2 separate regions of the Homo sapiens genome follow, and region 1 is linked to region 2. The links are chromatin contacts, found by Hi-C or POLR2A ChIA-PET in ENCODE. All regions are on one chromosome and are shown on one strand. The core of a region is the stretch at or near the end of the contact, and the rest is flanking DNA. Distances in the headings are between cores, read along the strand shown. Region 1 overlaps FHIP1A (FHF complex subunit HOOK interacting protein 1A). Region 2 holds the start of PRSS48 (serine protease 48).

The links. A loop is a pair of places that touch in the nucleus more often than their neighbours do. ChIA-PET counts read pairs that join two places held with the same protein, here RNA polymerase II (POLR2A). Pooled maps may share reads with other maps.
Region 1: a map of mammary epithelial cell shows a loop between it and region 2 (2.8-fold over the local background). The contact joins the enhancer-like site here to the promoter of PRSS48 in region 2. A Hi-C loop is called at or near these places in 1 of 168 maps with a recorded cell type or tissue (mammary epithelial cell) and 1 of 50 pooled maps. POLR2A ChIA-PET finds 5 or more read pairs at or near these places in 2 of 52 experiments (GM12878 and Panc1).

What each region holds. Positions count from the first base shown.
Region 1 is chr4:151,572,595-151,576,716 of GRCh38, reverse strand. The region is part of intron 4 of FHIP1A (FHF complex subunit HOOK interacting protein 1A); the gene reads right to left. Among named protein-coding and RNA genes, the nearest start is that of FHIP1A, 170 kb to the right of the region's middle. Within about 2 kb of position 2,661, at least 3 of the 41 ENCODE cell types and tissues checked have a DNase peak (open chromatin) inside an H3K27ac peak, as active enhancers do.
Region 2 is chr4:151,274,852-151,278,685 of GRCh38, reverse strand. It overlaps PRSS48 (serine protease 48), which reads right to left and starts at 1,525. Exons shown (of 5, transcript NM_183375.5): 1 at 1,462-1,525. The coding sequence starts at 1,513. All of the region lies in intron 1 of SH3D19 (SH3 domain containing 19), which reads left to right. It overlaps LOC124900799 (a long non-coding RNA gene), which reads left to right and starts at 3,528. Exons shown (of 2, transcript XR_007058328.1): 1 at 3,528-3,834.

The sequences.
Region 1 (4,122 bases), core at 1,412-3,911, 300 kb before region 2:
AGCATATGGCATGTACTGAAACTAAAAAATGAAGGGTTTGAATGCTGTGTTTCTTTAAGCTTAAAAATTCTGAGACAACCAATTATGAAACAAATTCCTAAAGTTTGGAGTGATTAAAAAGTTTTGGAAATAGAGCTGATAATTAAGCACTTTGGGAGGCCAAGGTAGGAGGATCACTTGAGCCTAGGACTTCAAGACCAGCCTGAGCAAAATAGTGAGACCCTATCTCTACAAAATAACTTTAAAAATTAGCTGGGTGTGGTGGTGCATGCCTTGAGACTCTGAGGTATTAGGATCATTTGAGTCCCAGGAGGTTGAGGCTGCAGTGAGCCTTGATGGTGCCATTGCACTCCAGCCTGGGCAACAGAGAAAGACCCTGTCTCAAACAAAACAAAAAACAAAATTGGTTAAGGTGGCCTATTTTGTTATATATACTTTACCACAAAAAACTCAATTAACAATTTAAATAAAAATCCCTAAATAGGTCACCTCACAGCCCTAGTCAGCTTCTCTCCTTTCCCACTGCTAGCATCTGAAGGTTTCTCACCTTTCTCTGCCAACAGATACTTACTTCCACTTTGCGACCTGGAAACTAAAACAATCTGTTATCTCAACTTCCATTTAACTTCATGACTTAGAATTTCTGGTATAATATTCATTCCATTTACTCCCTTGAAAATATACACATACGATAATTTTTAAACAACCAAACATTTATCAATGACTTTATCTTTGTCCGTTTTTGCCTTTCTGAATTGCATGGAATCTATGTGTCTTTTGCAGTACCCTCCAGGTCCAGTCCTATGATGTGCTGTTACATGTTCTGTGCAAGTACTTAGGTTATGGAATTTTTGCAAGTCATTGGGGAAGCTGGCAAAGGGATAATGCATGCATGAGCAATGAGGGAAATTTGTTTCTCAGGGAAATGTCTAAGTCTCTCCCTTGTCAGAAACAGGGAAAAAAATCGTTATAGACCAGGCAAGTCCATCCTTACAGAATAAAAGAATTTCCACAGAAAGTATAATCTCTATTGACTTCCATTATAAAGTTGATAATGCTGTGTCACAAAGGCAAAAAAATCACCCTAACACCCTTAAGTTGACATTTTTAATAAGGAAGGCCTTTGGCTAGCCCCTACCCAGGGAGTACCTGGCCCACTGACTAGTGGCCACAAGACAGCCACTAGACATCCTCTTCTTTGCTGCATGCCTGACTCCAAAGTGCACCCACTATCCTACAACCTCCACCAAGCCCTCCAGGATTCCTTGCACCTGGTGACCTTCCTAGCAGCAGCAACACTGGGACCTGGTTCTCTCCCATCCCTTTGTTCTGGGCCTTACCAACATCTCAATAGAATGCAATCACAGTACCACACTGGTCCAAAGGGACCCTCTACCTCCACACCACACATGGTCCAGCCCCAAAAGTCCCTAACTTCAAGCCTCCACATTCTGAAGAACAAAATTCATGCCTTATCAGTTCTATAATTTCAAAGTCCATATATTGAGTTTACTTAGGAGAGCTATCTTTACAGCTAGGCCTCAGGGTAAAAATGTAATTATACTTTTCATGTGTGCCCAGACTGTCTAAACTATCTAAAACTGGGGCTGTGCTTTATACATTGATGGTGGAGTGGCAAATTAGCTCAATCTTTCTGGAAAACAATATGGCAATATGTAATAGGAGCTATAAAATTGTTCCTGCCCTTTGACTTGTTAATCTGACTTTGGGGAAAATGCCCCAAGGAAACAACCCAAAAATAATTTGCTAAAAAATGTTCAATTTTCCAATAATGAAAAAAAAAATACTATTGACTCAAATGGTCAAGAATAAGAGAATTAGAATCAAAATATGTTATATCACCATACAATAGACCCATCAAAAATAAATACTAAGTAAATTCGTTTTATATCATTAAAATGTAAGTTAAAAAGCAAATACATTGCCAAGTAGATATATGATTGAGTCTAAAGAGATATAAATGAGATTTTAAGGTTAATTAGTTATTCCTTCCTGTAAGTTTACCTAATTTCATAATTTAAATAAAAACAAAGGTAGACAAAGTAATCATGTACTAATGCCCAAAAAAGACCAAACCATTGAGTTTAAAACAATTAACAATTAGAGATCTCTTAAGACTCAGCAATTTCTAAGCAATATAAATTTATAAATATGCATATGTATTTATATTTTATATATACAATATATGTGCATGCAAATATGAAAGATACAGCAAAAGTCTATTTACATAACCATAAATTGTATTTTTCTCATTAACTTTCATTTATATTATTTATTCCAATTCAATCCTTTACAAACAGACCTCTTTTTGCTATGAAAAACTTTAAAAAGAGAACTAAGATTTTTATACAGAATGCAAACTGTTTAGCAGCTTTTAAACTGAAGCATCTTTACCCTCTTTATAGTAGTTCCCTTATACTGCCTTCAGATGGAGCAGACACATTGAAGACCCAGCTCTAACCCACTGGTTTTACTGCCTGGAAGATGGGTGTGTTATAACCAATGTATGTGAGTCATGGAACACACAAGGCTCAGCAAAGTGCTGATTATGCTTGTGTTGCCACATGTCCTTAACCTCTCTCCTTAGGACCTTCCCAGGCTACCTCCTTTTCCTTTCCAGGCAGACACACCCATGACCTGCTTTTACAAGCGGGCTCTGGTGGCCCAACCTTGGGACTGGTTCCTATGTTGGCAGGGAATGCCTAAGAAGCTTCTTGACTAGAGCACAATTTGCACTGAAATGCCAAAGAACTTCTGTCCCAATGTCCCAAGTTTGTCACTCCAATAGTGTCATAGTTCTTTCAGTTTCTATAAACTGATCTCTGATGTGACCTGGACTTTTCCTTATTTTTTCCTTTTGTGCCCTCTTTTCATATCACTCCCATCAAACTCCAATATTTCTGTGTCCCTGATTTCTGCTTGCTGAGAGTTCCACCCACATACCAACTTTTACCTTCCAGTGCTATGGATGCCACGATTTCATGCTGCTCACAGTGGCTCCCCCGGCCTGGTCTACTCCTGATTACCAGCTGTCTTATACTCTCAACCTTGACTCATTTCCCATACCTGGCTTCTTCTCAGCTATCTAGACAGTCTCAGGGATTCAGCTCAGGAGAAAAAAAACAAAATTAATGGGGCCAGAGGGATCTCAGCAGGTAAAAGAATGAAAGCAACCAAAATATACTTTGCAAATATTTCCAAATTATAAAACAAATTTACTTTGTTAGGCTGAAAATACCATTTAAAAAACTAATCAACACCTCAACACCTTATAAAGCCCACGCTCATTAATTAAGTAAACCAGCTGAAATCAGAAATAGCAACTTAAACGTTTTGCGGATCATAGCTAGACATTTGTTGATCTACAAACTTTAAGAAACGCAGACATGTGTGTGTGTGTATGTGTGTGTGTGTGTGTGTGTGTTTGGATGCATCATTAGCCTTGATCACATATTGATCCTAAATGTAAAGTATCACAATTCCAAAAAGAAAGAAACACATAAAAATCAACAGTGTGAACAATGCTCTTAAAAATATCGAATTTATAGAGCTAAATTTAACCTAATTTCAAAGCCATTTGACTTAAAAATGTGAGAATTACTGGGGCTAAATAAGATTAATAAATAGCGTATTTCTTTCACTAAGTAGTATCAGATACTCCTATCCTTATCCCTTATGATGGCCCCTGTGACCCAATGATAATTGGCCTGAATTTCAAATGGCCACAAATTCTAAACAGGAAGTGCAAATGCTTTCAAAATGAAGGCTCTACATAAATCACTTAATTGTATGTCAGCTACAAATGATTACCCTTCAGGATAAACACAAGTGTTTCTCTCTCAGGAGACTAGCTTTGATTCCACTTAATATTATTCTATGTCTTACATACATGCATGTATCAGTAGGTAATTATTTATGCTACCAAAGTTAGAGCCTAGTTATTTTAAGAAAGTCATATGTGTAAAACCCATACTTCCAAATCCTTTGGAATGCTAAAATAAGGTGGCATTGTGGAAAAAAACAAGTTACTATGCAATATTTTCCAACACACTGAAGGGCAAGATTTAGCCATCTAAAGCCAAATTCCACTTAATGTACCAA
Region 2 (3,834 bases), core at 276-2,775:
GCACTCCAGCCTGGGCGAGAGAGTGAGACCCTGTCTGAAAAGAAAAGGAAAAAAATGTGGTGAGATAGGCAGGGCAGAAGGAAACCCTAGGTCACATGGGACTCTCAAACTAGGGATGACCAGAGATAAGGCACAGAAGTAGAAAAAGGAATGTTGGAGACAGGTGCTATATTAGAGACTTTTCTTACTTTTCACAAATCACTTCCTAAATACTAGTCAGGGTTTTTTTTTTCTTCTTTTGGGCCACAAACACAACAGGTGTGGTTCAACCACACCTGTAGTCCCAGCTACTAGGGAGGCTGAGTGGGAGGATTGCTTGAACCCAGGAGTCTGAGGTTGCAGTGGGCTATGATTGCACCACTGCACTCTAACCTGGGTGACAGAGTGAGACTCTGTCTCTTAAAAAAAAAATGCTCTATGAAGATTCAAATTTAGCTTTTACTTGATTCAAGGTCACCATCAGGAATATGAAGTATGTTAGTTTATAAATACAATGATGCCCTCAGATGCGGTTGAGGTTGCAAGCTGTTTACTTTTGTGCTATTTGGTTTAACTGAATTGGCATTTTGCAGTATTTGTGTATCTTTCTTCTTTGCTACCTGTTAAGTTTTTTGCTCTCTCAGCATACCCTTTCTGTTTTTTGGGGGGACGGGGTCTTACTCTGTCGCTAAGGCTGGAGTGCAGTGGCGCTATCTCGGCTTACTGCAACCTCCACTTTCCAGGCTCAAGCACTTCTCCTGCCTCAGTCTATTGAGTAGCTGGGACTACAGGTGCCCGCCACCACGCCCGGCTAATTTTTGTATTTTTTGTAGAGATGGGGTTTCACCATGTTGCCCAGGCTGGTCTTGAACTCCTGATCTCAGGTGATCTGCCCGCCTTGGCATCCCAAAGTGCTGGGATTACAGGCGTGAGCTGCTGTGCCTGGCCAGTATACCCTTCCTTTAAATCCCTGTGGACCAGAAAAATAAATGAACAAGCATATACCTGAAATCATAGAATAGTGTTTGCTCTTCCAGTTCCCTCTGCTTGAGATGCTCTTTTCCTGGATCCTCTTACTTAATTTAGTTATCCCCTTCAGTTCTGCTCAAATGACTCCTTCTTAGTGAGGCCTTCTTTAACTACCCTTCTAAAGATTGCAACACTCCTGCCCCTGTACTTCAGATGCCCCTTTCCTTTCATAGTACTTATTACCTTCTAACAAGCCTTATAATTTACACATTTAATATGTGCATTGATTATAAGTCCCACGAAGATAGGGATCTTGTGGGTGTGTGTGTGTACTGCTATTTCCAATCGGGAGCATTGGAATGGTGCTGGGTATATAGTAGCCTCTCAGGACCTTCTCAGGCTGTGCTACTCATAACTAACATCCCATGGGTGAAGTGTCACATTGTTCTATGTGATGCCCTCTTTAGTAAAAATCCTCTGCCTCTGCCTTCTCAACCCCACCCTGGCGCTCACCTGAGATCCCCAGCAGAAGGAGCAGCGTGAAGGCACAGCCAGCAGGGCCCATGTCTCTGTCCTCAGAGCCAGTGAGCGCTTCCTGCTTCCTGGACTCAGGCTCCCAGGAAGAGGCCAATGGGGAGCTGCCAGAACTAGCTTCTCCTAGATGGATTCCTCTGCTTCACCCCCTCCTCTCCTTTGGTCTTCACCCGCTGCCAGATCCTGAAGGGACCAGACTTCAGAAGTGCAGCTGCAGGACCCAGGGGAGGAACTGGGGTCTGTGGCGCCCCCTGCTGTCCTGGGAGAGCAGGGTTTCTGGGGTTTCTGCCTGTGGTGTTGAGGAGTGGCTGGTTGAGGGCACTGGAAGAAACAGGACCCTGTCTCTAGCAAGGAGATAGAAGGTGGACAGGATTCTCCAAAAGCAAGAAATGGAAAAGAGGAAATGAACCCAGTATCTGGTTAATTTTTCTGAGTTTTTTTGTTTGTTTGTTTTCATTTCTGTTACAGTGTTAGCTGCACTGCAAGTCAAGTTTCCTGGGAAACAGACTCTAAGACAGAGATTTGTGTGCAGGAAATTTATTTTAGAGTGGTCTCAGGATCAGCAGCTCTTGGGTGGGTAGTAGGATTGGTTAGAGGGAGAGTTGAACTGTGATGCGTTTGCAACAGAGGCCACAGCCTATCTCACAAGTTTCTCTGGAGCTGAGGTGGCCCTCAGAGACTTTCTGTACTGAGCTAAGAAGGATGCGTTCTTAGGGGTCTGCATCATTGGATGCAGGCCACCTCCTAGGAGGGGGCATTACCTTGGGTGAGGTGGCTCTGTTGGCAGTTCTTGGAATAAGACTTAGCTGTGAACTGTCAGCAGCCAACACTCCTAGCTGCTAAGGGAATGAATGCTTCAGTTCTAAAGGGGGGTCTGGATGGTACACCACAACATCTACCTCAGAAATCTTCACTCTGCCTTTTGTTTTCTGTGCCAATTGTTTGTAGGGTGCTAGGTCTGTGGAGGCAGAATTCAATGAACTATTAAAATGTTACTGCTCTCTTGCAACTTAAAATATTGGGATGCTTGAAAGAAACATATAAGCAGTTTAAAACTAATAGGCCAGGCACGGTGGCTCATGCCTGTAATCCCAGCACTTTGGGAGGCCGAGGCGGGTGGATCACCTGAGGTCAGGAGTTTGAGACCATCCTGGCCAACATGGTGAAATCCCGTCTCTACTAAAAATACAAAAATTAGCTGGGTGTAGTGGCGTGCACCTGTAGTCACAGCTACTCGGGAGGCTGAGGCAGGAGAATCGCTTGAACCCGGGAGGCGGAGGTTGCAGTGAGCCAAGATGGCGCCACTGCACTCCAGCCTGGGCGACAGAGCGAGACTCCGTCTAAAAAAAAAAAAATAATAATAATAATAATAATAATAGAAGTGGCTGGGCGTGGTAGCTTACGCCTATTATCCCAGCACTTTGAAAGGCTGAACGGGGAGGATCCCTTGAGACCAGGAGTTTGAGATCAGCCTGGGCAATACAGTGAGACCCTATATCTACAAAAATTTAAAAATTAGCCTGGTGTAGTGATGTGCACCTGAAGTCCCCAGCTACTCGGGAGGCTGAGGCAGGAGGATCACTTGAAGTCAGTAGTTCAAGGCTACATGAGCTATGACTGTACCACTGTGCTCCAGCTTGGGCGACGGAAAGAACCTGTCTCAAATAATAATGGAAGACCAGAAAATGTAGATATTTTGGTAAGAACTATTCAGTTACAGGCAACTGAGGCTCACTTAAGCTAGCTTAAATCAAGAGGAGATTATTTTAAAGCTATTGTTTTGAGCTGAATTATGTCTCCTCAAAAATGTATCTTGAGGCTGGGCATGGTGGCTCACGCCTGTAATCCCAGCACTCTGGGAGGCCGAGGCGGGTGGGTCACGAGGTCAGGAGATCGAGACCATCCTGGCTAACACAGTGAAAACCCGTCTCTACTAAAAAATACAAAAAATTAGCCGGGTGTAGTGGCGAGTGCCTGTAGTCCCAGCCACTTGGGAGGCTGAGGCAGGAGAATGGCGTGAACCCTGGAGGCAGAGCTTGCAGTGAGCCGAGATCGCGCCACTGCACTCCAGCCTGGGCGACAGAGCAAGATTCCGTCTCAAAAAAAAAAAAACGTATCTTGAAGTCCTAACCGCACTTCCATACTTCAGAGTATGACAATATTTGGAGATAAGGTCTTTAAAGAGGTAATTATATTAAAAAGAGGTCATTAGGTTGGGTTCTAATCTCATATGAGTGATGTCCTTAGAAGAGGAAATGTCATGTACGTGACATCTATAGAGGGAGAAGACAGCTATTTACAAGCCTAGGGTGCCTGAAACAAATCCTTCCCTCATGGCCCTCAGAAAGAACC